Regions from separate parts of the Homo sapiens genome. Here region 2 is linked to region 1. Evidence: chromatin contacts called from ENCODE Hi-C data. All regions are on one chromosome and are shown on one strand. The core of a region is the stretch at or near the end of the contact, and the rest is flanking DNA. Distances in the headings are between cores, read along the strand shown. Region 1 holds the start of LTV1 (LTV1 ribosome biogenesis factor). Region 2 holds the start of AIG1 (androgen induced 1).

Region 1 (5,046 bases), core at 1,277-3,776:
CAGTCCGTTCCCACACTGCTGATAAAGACATACCGGAGGCTGGGTAATTTACAAAGAAAAAGAGGCTTAATGGACTCAGAGTTCCAAGTGGTAAGGAGGCCTCACAATCATGGTGGAAGGCGAAAGGCATGTCTTACATGGCAGCAGGCAAAAGAGAATGAGAGCCAAGTGAAAGGGGAAACCTCTTACAAAACCATCAGACCTCATGAGACTTATTCACTTCCATGAGAACAGTATGGGGAAAACTGCCCCCATGATTCAATTATCTCCCACTGGGTCCCTCTTACAACACATGGGAATTATGAGAGCTATGATTCAAGATGAGATTTGGGTGGCGACACAACCAAACCAAGGTGGGGACACAGCCAAACCATATCAGAAGGTAACTTTCTTATGCTTTTGACCTAAAGAACGATGAGGTGCATAAGGGTTTCAGCCTGCAGAGTGGCCTGACAGGCTGGGAAGCGTAGCCTCCAGCCTGAAGCCAAAAACATACATTCTGAGGGAGGGACAAAGTGAGAGGAAGCAGGGTGGCAGAATATACATATTTAATAAGCTATAGGAGGAATCATGAATATTTATGAAAGGAGAAACATGTACATGTGCAATTGAGCTTCATTGCCCCTTCATGGGTCCTAGGTACAAACAATGGGGCATCAGCATGATCTGAAGAGTTTTCAGCCTCTGATGTCAAAAGGTGAAGTAGAGGCCAATAAAACCCTTACTGTGCCTGCTCCGTAGATTGGCCAGAACCATTCCATAGTGGGTAGTCTGTTACGCACAAAACGGAGGGCAGCAACAGGCTGATATCAGTGGTGGAGTCTTTTGAAAGGGATGGTTTCTATTTATCCCTTAGGGAAGAAAGCCTGATCCTGGTTAGTGAGGGAGGGGATATAACAAGGCAAAGCAAGAACTCAGTTTTCAAGGTTACTCTGGGTCCCCTTGGCCAAAAGGGAGTCCGTTCAGTCAGCTGGGGGGCTTAGTACTTAGTTTGTATTTCTCTTGCCTCATTTTTAGGATTTGTAAGATGCTGAAGATAATTGCGTCTCTTTCATAGTGTTGCAGTGAGGATGAAATGAGATGATTCAGATAAAGTGCCAGAACATTAATTCATTTAAATAAATACTTACTGAGCATATATGCCCCATGCATCAGGCCCCTGATGATACAGCAGTAAGTACAACTGATTGAAAGGAAATGAAAACTGCCCCCTTGGATCTTTTAATTCTATATAATGAATAATAACAACGAATCTCTGGCACATAGGAGTGCTATGTATTATCTCTGTTACAAAGCAATATCCTAAGACAAGTTTTATGGTCCTAACCTAAATTATTTCTATATATATATATTTTTGAGACAGAGTTTCGCTCTTGTCGCCCAGGCTGGAGTGCAATGGCATGATCTCAGCTCACTGCAACCTCTGCCTCCCGGGTTCAAGCTATTCTCCTGCCTCAACCTCCCAAGTAGTTGGGATTACAGGCACCTGCCATCACACCTGGCTAAGTTTTGTATTTTTAGTAGAGACGGGGTTTCACCACGTTGGCTAGTCTGGTCTTGAACTCCTGACCTCAGGTGATCCACCCGCTTCGGCCTCCCAAAGTGCTGGGATGACAGACATGAGCCACCGCGCCTGGCCTATTTCTATAATTTTTACTGTAATAAAAGAATAATACTCCACAAATACTTACAGTGATAATGCCTACGGCATAAAGACACAATCCAGGGTAAGCCATTCATTGAGAGGTCACCAGAAACTGGGAAGTTGGGGAAACAAATTTGAAAAAAAGGTCTGCTGATGAAAGTGACTGCATTTACCACACACTTTCGTCCAAGAAAAGCTATGTGAGTACGCCAACGCCGGCCTGAAATCTTCCTAAGAATGCGTGCTTATAGCCTATTTGTTTAAACAGGGGGAGAAAGTTAACATTCAAACACCAGAGATTCTGAATATATTTTATTAGTTCAAATGCCTCTACAGTTAACAGAGTCTCGGGGGTTTGGTTAACAGGGCAGATGAAAGCAGTTCATGAAACAGTGGAAAATATAACCTGATCAAGTCTGATGCAGTCTATAAAGGCAAGGCCCCAGCCTCCGTTGCTACGGCAACCGACTCCGCCCCCACCCGGAGAGGGAACCTGAAACTTGGCGACCCCAGCACCCCAGCGGGGTGGTCGCCTCCCTTCCGTGTCCGCGGCTTTGTTTTTTATGGTTGGGAATAGGTAAGGGACACAAGTCAAGGGGGATGCTAGATTCGTCCCCTCTGGTCTCCGTAGAGGGAGCTATAAAAGGTTCGTCCACAAGCAGAAACCCCTCTGTGGCGCCTCAACGTTAAGGACCCCCACGATTCCCTTTGCCCGGCGGGAGACTAAAGGCCGGAAAAGTACAGCCCGCCCAGGGGTGGGAGCCGAGCTAGCCCCACCTCCCGGTGGCTTCTCGCGATCGTGGAGACGCAGCGAGCCTATGTAACTTCCGGTCGCGACCCATCAGCTCCTCGGCGATTGGTCCGTTTCCACGGCCGGCTGGGTGACGTTATCGCCGGGTCCTGGGGCTGCACGTGTGGTGAGGCCTACAGAAGCGGCCTTCAGCTGGACCTTGGTCTCCCCGCCGGACTTCGAGGGTGTCATCGCCGCCCCTGTTGGGGGTGAGCGCCGCGCGGCTGCAGCATGGTGAGCAAGCCTTGCTTGTTTCGGCGGCCGAGCGCTGTGGTTTTGCAGAGGCCAGGCTGCTTCCGGTAATACCTTGGCTACTGCGGCCCGGGTCTGGGTCATGCCAGAGGCTGCTTGCGGCACGGTACCCCGAAATGGGCCAACGTCACCACCGTGGGCATTCTTTGCAAGTTACAGTCTCCCACCGCCGAGCCTCCCTGGGATGTGGCCCGGAGAGGAGAATGGCCTTTTTGTTTTATCCCTGGGAGCCTGCAGCCCTGCGTGATTTCGGTTAACTAAAAGCTGGTGACTGCCGACACAAACGCGCAACCCTGTGCTTCTTGGGGTCGAGCAGAGGGAGCTGCTGGTCTCCCTCAGCGTTGGAGTGGCAGGTGTCTGCCTGTCTGTTTCCTCTGAGAAAGGGAACTTGTGGGAGAGCATAAGGTTGGGCCCAAAGTAAAGCCACTTAATTGGTTTCCCAGTTTAGAGAATCAAAATTGAATAGCGAAGTAAGAATGTAGAAAGAGGTGATGGATCTTATTAAACTTTAGCTGTTTGTGTCGTGATTTTATTTACTGGTTGGTAGATGCTCTGTGTGGAGCTGTCTACTCCAGATTATGTTGTGGCAGGCTTCTTGTCATTCTAGTTCAGTCGGCCAGGGGCCTTCCCTGAGCAGCCAGTGTAAAGTAGCTTTTAAGGCATTTTCACGTCACTGTCTTATATTTTCTTCACCGGAAATTATCTTGATTTTCTTGCTAAGAACAGGGACTTTATCTGACTTTCCCACTTCTGTATTCTCAGTTCCCATAACAAGGTCTGGCACAAAGTAGGTGCTCAAGGAATGTTTGTTGAAGGAAGGTTAAGTATGGATTCTGCAGAACACAGCTGATGTTGCCTGCCCTAGAAGTGTAGATTTTTAAAAAGTATCTTTAACATGACTACTAAAGATGCATGTGTGGACTATGGAATTATTCTCCGTCTTTTTGTTCTGTTTTAATTAATTGTTGTGATTTTGTTCCTTTGAAGCCTCACAGGAAGAAAAAGCCCTTTATAGAGAAGAAGAAAGCTGTGTCTTTTCACTTGGTCCACCGGAGCCAACGAGATCCTTTAGCAGCAGATGAGAGTGCACCCCAGAGGGTTCTATTGCCCACACAAAAAGTAGGTCCTGTTCTTTAGCCAGTCAGTTTGTAGGTAGACAATAGTTTTTTTTTTCTTTTTTTTTTTTTAAATAAATAGAGTCTTAGCACGTTGCCCAGGCTGGTCTCGAACTCCTGGACTTAAGCAGTCCTCCCAGCTTGGCCTCCAAAAGTGCTGGGATTACAGGCATGAGCCACCACGCCTTGCTATGTTAATAGTTTTTAATAAATTGTTAGCCAGCTGTTATTCTCAGATAACTGATATTCTGGGAAATAATCTATAAGTTAATTTTCAGTACAATTGGTGATTTTTACATCATTCACATTATTTTGATTGGGAAGACAAAGATCTTTATTTGAGATGTTTAAACGAGCAAATCTTGTAGAATAATGGTAAATATTTACCAAAGCACCAGCTACAATGCGGCATGATGTTATTTAGGGCACCGATATATGCTCAAACTGTGCTTTCTCTAAGATCCTGCCGTTTCATAACCGCAAACTGCATTTTGCCTCCTGCTTGCTCATCTTAGGAAATGTAAAATATCTGAGCTCCTTGGTTAGCTCAGGGAACTTTGCAAGGGAGCCTGGTAAAGATTGACTTAATGTTAGACTCTACTTATTAAGACTCTTAATGTTACACAACACTTATTAAGTGTAGATATTATGAAACAGAGTGTTGGGAAACAGAGTACTGGGGGACATGGGCCACGTTTAGCTTTTCAGTAAAGCCAGTTTTGTTGTATGTTGAGAAGGGTTTTTTTGCATATAAATACAAGAAATTGTACTTACCTTTCAAGGCGCCCAAATCTCTGTTTCCCAGGCTGGCATGCAAAGTGGCTCCATCTCAGCTCACTGCAACTTCTACCTCTTGGGCTCAAGCGATCCTCCCACCTTAGCCTCCAGAGTAGCCGGTACTACAGGCACACGCCACCTGGCCTGGCTGATTTTTAAAATTATTTTGTAGAAACGAGGTCTCACTATTTTGCCCAGGCTGGTCTTGAACTCCAAGGCTCAAGTGATCCTCCTACCTCAGCATCCCAAAGTGCTGGGATTATAGGCATGAGCCACTGCACCTGGCCCCCCAGGTCTTTTCTTATAACCCTCCAAATAGATGATAAAATAAATTGTATGTTTGTTTCTTGACTCAAAATGTTGCACAGAAATGTCTAGTGGAAGGAGCAATTGTTATTTATTTTTATTGCCCTTTTAAAAGCATGAATGTTTTCATTCCATTTTAATGTTACGTAGCACTCTGGTTT
Region 2 (5,009 bases), core at 699-3,198, 780 kb before region 1:
GCCAGCTGGACCTCCTGAGACAAGTGGGGACTTGGGGAACTTGCCTGTCTTACAAGAGGAGTGTAAAATGCACCAATCAGCGCTCTGTAAAAAGCACCAATCAGCACTCTGTAAAACACACTAATCAGCACTCTGTAAAACGCACCAATCAGCAAGATTTTAAAAGTAGCCAATCGCAGGGAGGACTGAAAAAAGGGCACTCTCATAGGACAGAAACAGAACACTGGAGAGGACAATAAGGGAATAAAAGCTGGCCACCCCAGCCAGCAGCAGCAACCCGCTCCAGTCCCCTTTCATGCTGTGGAAGCTTTGTCCTTTCACTCTTCACAATAAACCTTGCTATCGCTCACTCTGGGTCTGTGCCATCTTTAAGAGCTGTAACACTTACCACCAAGGTCTGCCGCTTCATTCTTGAAGTCACTGAGACCACTAATCTACCGGCAGGAACCAATTCCAGACACATTATTAAGGTAGGTAGATCTTCAATAGATCTACTCTTTTTTATTTTTATTTTTTTGGCAGTTTATAACCATGTACCAAGGATGCACAATTAAAAAAATAAAGCCAACTTTTACATTAAGATTTAACCAAAAATCATCAATAATACATCGTTTTAATGCTAGTAGAATCTTCTTCTGACATCAGTTCTATTAGCATAATTATAATGCCAATTAAAAAAATCTAGTGGGTCTCTTCATTTTAGTTTAGAGCTTGATTGGAAACATTCAGGAAAACATCCATGGCTTGCTTGCTACTTTCTCTTTACCTCTAGCACTATGCTTCTCCCCACCAGCCCTCCCTCCACATCCTCTGACTCAGAGACTATTTGAAGAGGACACCTGTTTTAAATGGATCCACAGGAAATACCTATGTTGCCTTTTCATAATCCGAACCTGCAACTGGTTGGCTGAAATGAAAATGTTGCCCACAGACTGATGCAACTTCAGTGTGACAACATTTACTGGAAGGCAGGAGGGACTCCAGTTTATATTTATTTTCCTTCCATTAAGCCCTGGTAGTGTAGTGTAAGAAAAAAGTAAGGGCAAAACCAGTTTAACAACCAGATGATTAGTATTAAATTACACGCAGGGGTTTTACATCCAAAATTGGAATTTTTTAAAGCTGAATGCAATCTTGTGGCAGAAAGTTATTTGAAAATCCTTTCTTTATAGCTTTTTATCTATAAACCTCTTGTCCAAAGTTCATATTCTAGCTGATGTTATATACTGATATGACATTATTCAATCTGTCATGGAAAAGTGCTGCGTAGCCTACCCATTGAAAGCAGAATTGAGAGAGTTTCCTAGTGATTGACAGTCGTTTGTCAACACTGAAAACCTTATTGCCCCAAAATACTGAAAGTCACTCGCGGCTGCCTGTGCTCGGGTTTACACCCCACGTTCACACCCCCACCGGATCCCTCCGCACGGGGCACCAGCTCTCGGCCAACTGCAACTACCCCAGGAAGCGTCACCGCGATTCCGGGGCGGGAACATTTGTGGACACTGGGGTCCACTCCTTCAGTCTAGGTTCCCCGCCCCCTCGCCCGGCCCGGCGCCCACTAGCCACAGGGCCCGCTTCCCCCTGGAGATCAGCGCGCACTTCCCGAGCCCTCGTAGCACTCAGAGGTCGCATCCACACCTGGGATGCCTAGGGGGCGCCTCCTGGCCGGGTGTCCCGGGACCCTGCGAACGCAGGAGCAGAATGACGAAGGTGACGAAAGAGATGACGACACGCCGCCTGCCAGGCCGCGGCCGGCAGTGGAGAGCGTCCGCAAACCGCGCCCGGCCAGTACAGGTCACCCGGGCGCTCGCGGCCGCGCCAGTCCCCGGGGGCGCGCGCCCCGCCCCCGCCCCCGCCCCCGCCCCGCCCCGCCCCGCGCCCGCGCCCGCGCCCGGGTTCCCACGGCGCCCGCCCCCGCGCGCCCGGCGCCTCCCTCACGCCCGCCCTCCTTGCCGCCCAGCCGGTCCAGGCCTCTGGCGAACATGGCGCTTGTCCCCTGCCAGGTGCTGCGGATGGCAATCCTGCTGTCTTACTGCTCTATCCTGTGTAACTACAAGGCCATCGAAATGCCCTCACACCAGACCTACGGAGGGAGCTGGAAATTCCTGACGTTCATTGATCTGGTAAGGCCGTCCCCTCCCCCTGCTCGCCCCGCACCCCGTGCCTGTGTGTGCGTGTGTGTGTGTGTGTGTGTGTGTGTGTGTGGATGCGCGAGCACCTGCGCACGTGCGCGCCTCCAGCATCCACCCGTGTCCTCGCCTCTTCCCCAGTGATTGCGTGTGAAGGCCTGGCTGCCCCCGCAGCGGCACCTTCTGAACCACTCACCGTTACCTGGTAGCTGGGTACCCTTACCTGGCAACTGGGGGACAAATGGAGGTGGGGCGCAGCCAGGTGGTGGGCTCTTTGGAGGGGGACACCGAACTGCTTCTAAGAGGTGACACGGGAAGAATCTTCAACAAAAGCATCGGACCTGATCCTGAATGGCCTGAGACCCATTCGCCCTCAAGGTGCTTTTCAGAGCACCCACCGTGGGATGAACTTGTTGCAACTGAAGGAAACTGGGTATTGTCTAGTGATTTGGAACTTCACCTGAAAGAACCAAATCCTTCTCATAAGGGAGAGAAAGCACCTAATAAAGTTGTCTTCTTTGCATCTGTTTTTTTCCCCCATTGTCAATAATTTACTTTCAACCTTTACCCCGTACATATTAGGAGACAGAGATGTTCAAAGTGCATTTCCAAGGTGACTGTACACACTTCTCTGTCTTCCCATGTACAAATTTACAGTAGTTTGCATAAGCAGCTCCTCTGTTGGCACAATATGATAATCTTGACAGGTGCAGGTTATTATTAGTATATCATTTTGAAAGTTTTTCTATTTCTGGCACTAAAAGGCCCTCTTCAACCTCCCTGGAGAACAGAACATGGGCATAAGGCCCAATAATGAACTCATGGATGGACCTAGGAATTTCAGGGTAAAGGTGACTAAGACACACGCTAAAAGATTATTAGGAAGAGGCTTAAAACAAAAGCAATGAAGTTCTAAAGCACTCAGAGAAATTGTAGAACCAATTCCTGGGACTCCCTGAACTGTTTATCCAAGACTATACAGTTGGTTGGCTACACCAGCAAGATTATAATCTCTTGTTGACCCTCCATTCTGATGAAGAGAACATGATACCTGTTTTAAAAATTTCCAAAGGCTTAGGATGCCTCAAAGAAATGCAGAGAGGCTTTTGGTTTAAAAATAACACCTTATATTTGCATTATATTAGATACTTTCAGAGTGGAATTTCAATTCTGTTGCCCAGCAGTCTCCAAACTGTGCACATACCCTTAGGCCCACAAGACTTCACAGGGTATAGAATGTTGCAAGGGTTTTAATTTTCAGATCCTCATCTTCCAACTCTGCTTGAAACTAATTTCCCTCTGAACATGCGTGATGCCTGCCAGTTCTCCTTTCATTCTCCCCATTCATCCAAGTGAGGAGCCCGTGACAAGACTCTGAGGTGTGCTTTTCTGTCTGTTCCTTTTAGCTTCCAGAAGATAGATGGTTGTCACCAGGGCTATCTTTATATTTGATTGAACAACAATGTCGGAGTTGCCTTGACAGAAAGTCTTATTGGGTTGATTGGCTTGTCAATGAGGATTGGCTTTGCCAATTATGTTGTGTAGCAGACATTTTCTGTATACTGAATGAGCTAAATCTGCAACCCTGAGGTTCTGATGCATATGTATATGAAGCAAGCATACCACCCATAGAGCGCCAGAAAGATGTCCCTTTTTCAAGTGTTTACACTTAACTATGTTAAGGATGTTGAGATGTTATTTAAAAATATGTGCATAGATTTTCAGAATTCTTTGAGGGGCTATGTGAGCAAAACTCCTTTTGGGACACTGCCTTATCCCATTCCTAAGTCAGATCTTACTTAGAGCTGGCCTATTTGAATGTTGCTAAAGAGCAGTGCTGGGCAAGAATACAGAGATGCTGTGGGAGCCATAGGTTCTAGAAACAGCCCTCAGCATCACTCTTGCAGTAGATGCTGTGTTGTGGGAGCAAGGCAGGGGTCAGCAGGTGAACAGAGGTAGAAATTGAGGGTGTTGGTTAACCCAAGAGATGCCTGCTTTTCATAATTAGCATTGCTTACTGTGCATTGAAAAACAAGGCTCAGAAGAAATGATATACCTCTCATAACCTTTGTGTGACATGAAACCATAGTAGAGTCAGCTTGATATGCTGTCATATAATTTATCTTTTAGCATTCAATGATTGGACTTGCCTGTTTTAAATACTAATCACCATACAGGACTTTTTCTATCCCAGAAGTCAGACAGTAGATTCAAATGTGAAACATTTACTTTGCTTCATATTTAGCTTCAGATTGTATAGGACCTTTAGCCAGCGTTGTAATTTTTTACTCTGTGGCTCCTGATTGAAACATAATAATTATCTTTAACAAAGAGTGCCTGTGAGAAAGTATGTCTGAGATATATTCATAAAAACATTCATGCAAAGTGTTATTCTTTTTATTATTTGAGATTTAGAATCCTTAGAGCTTAAGCATTGTACAGCTGTTAAAACAACCAACCTGTCAATCCTCAGTAATGGCATGAAATGATTAGGCTACTATAATTTAGCCATTTTACTTTTCACTTTTAATGTTAAAAAGACCGTAAACTTTATTACCTAGTGCCTTGTACAATATTAATGAGTCTAAGTTTATTGGAGTAATTTTGCAAGAGTTTAACTTTTTAAAATTGTAATGTGAAGGCCCTTTTTTCTAGCCAACTTGGATTGCAGGAATCATTTATCCTGATAGCCACAGTTGGATTCCATATTCCATGGCTTCAGTTTACCAGGATCTGAGTCAGGAATCTCAGGCTCTATGCATCCAGGAGCAGATGATTATGTGGCAGTGGCCATTCTGGCTGTATTCATTTCTCTCCTTGGGTATGAGGGTCATTCCAGTAGATTCAGAGCTTATGGTCAAAAACTGAAATACACAT

The links. Hi-C counts contacts between places; a loop is a spot of excess contacts on that map. Pooled maps may share reads with other maps.
Region 2: a map of tibial artery shows a loop between it and region 1 (6-fold over the local background). The contact joins the promoter of AIG1 here to the promoter of LTV1 in region 1. A Hi-C loop is called at or near these places in 3 of 168 maps with a recorded cell type or tissue (CD4-positive, alpha-beta T cell, naive thymus-derived CD4-positive, alpha-beta T cell and tibial artery), 3 of 37 single-sample maps with no recorded cell type and 11 of 50 pooled maps.

What each region holds. Positions count from the first base shown.
Region 1 is chr6:143,840,812-143,845,857 of GRCh38, forward strand. LTV1 (LTV1 ribosome biogenesis factor) reads left to right here and starts at 2,527. Exons shown (of 11, transcript NM_032860.5): 1 at 2,527-2,669; 2 at 3,675-3,806. The coding sequence starts at 2,667. RefSeq lists enhancers at 2,331-2,380, 2,561-2,770, 2,961-3,030.
Region 2 is chr6:143,058,941-143,063,949 of GRCh38, forward strand. It overlaps AIG1 (androgen induced 1), which reads left to right and starts at 1,949. Exons shown (of 6, transcript NM_016108.4): 1 at 1,949-2,126. The coding sequence starts at 1,986. RefSeq lists enhancers at 945-1,883, 1,709-1,838, 2,439-2,488 and silencers at 1,839-1,928, 2,179-2,248.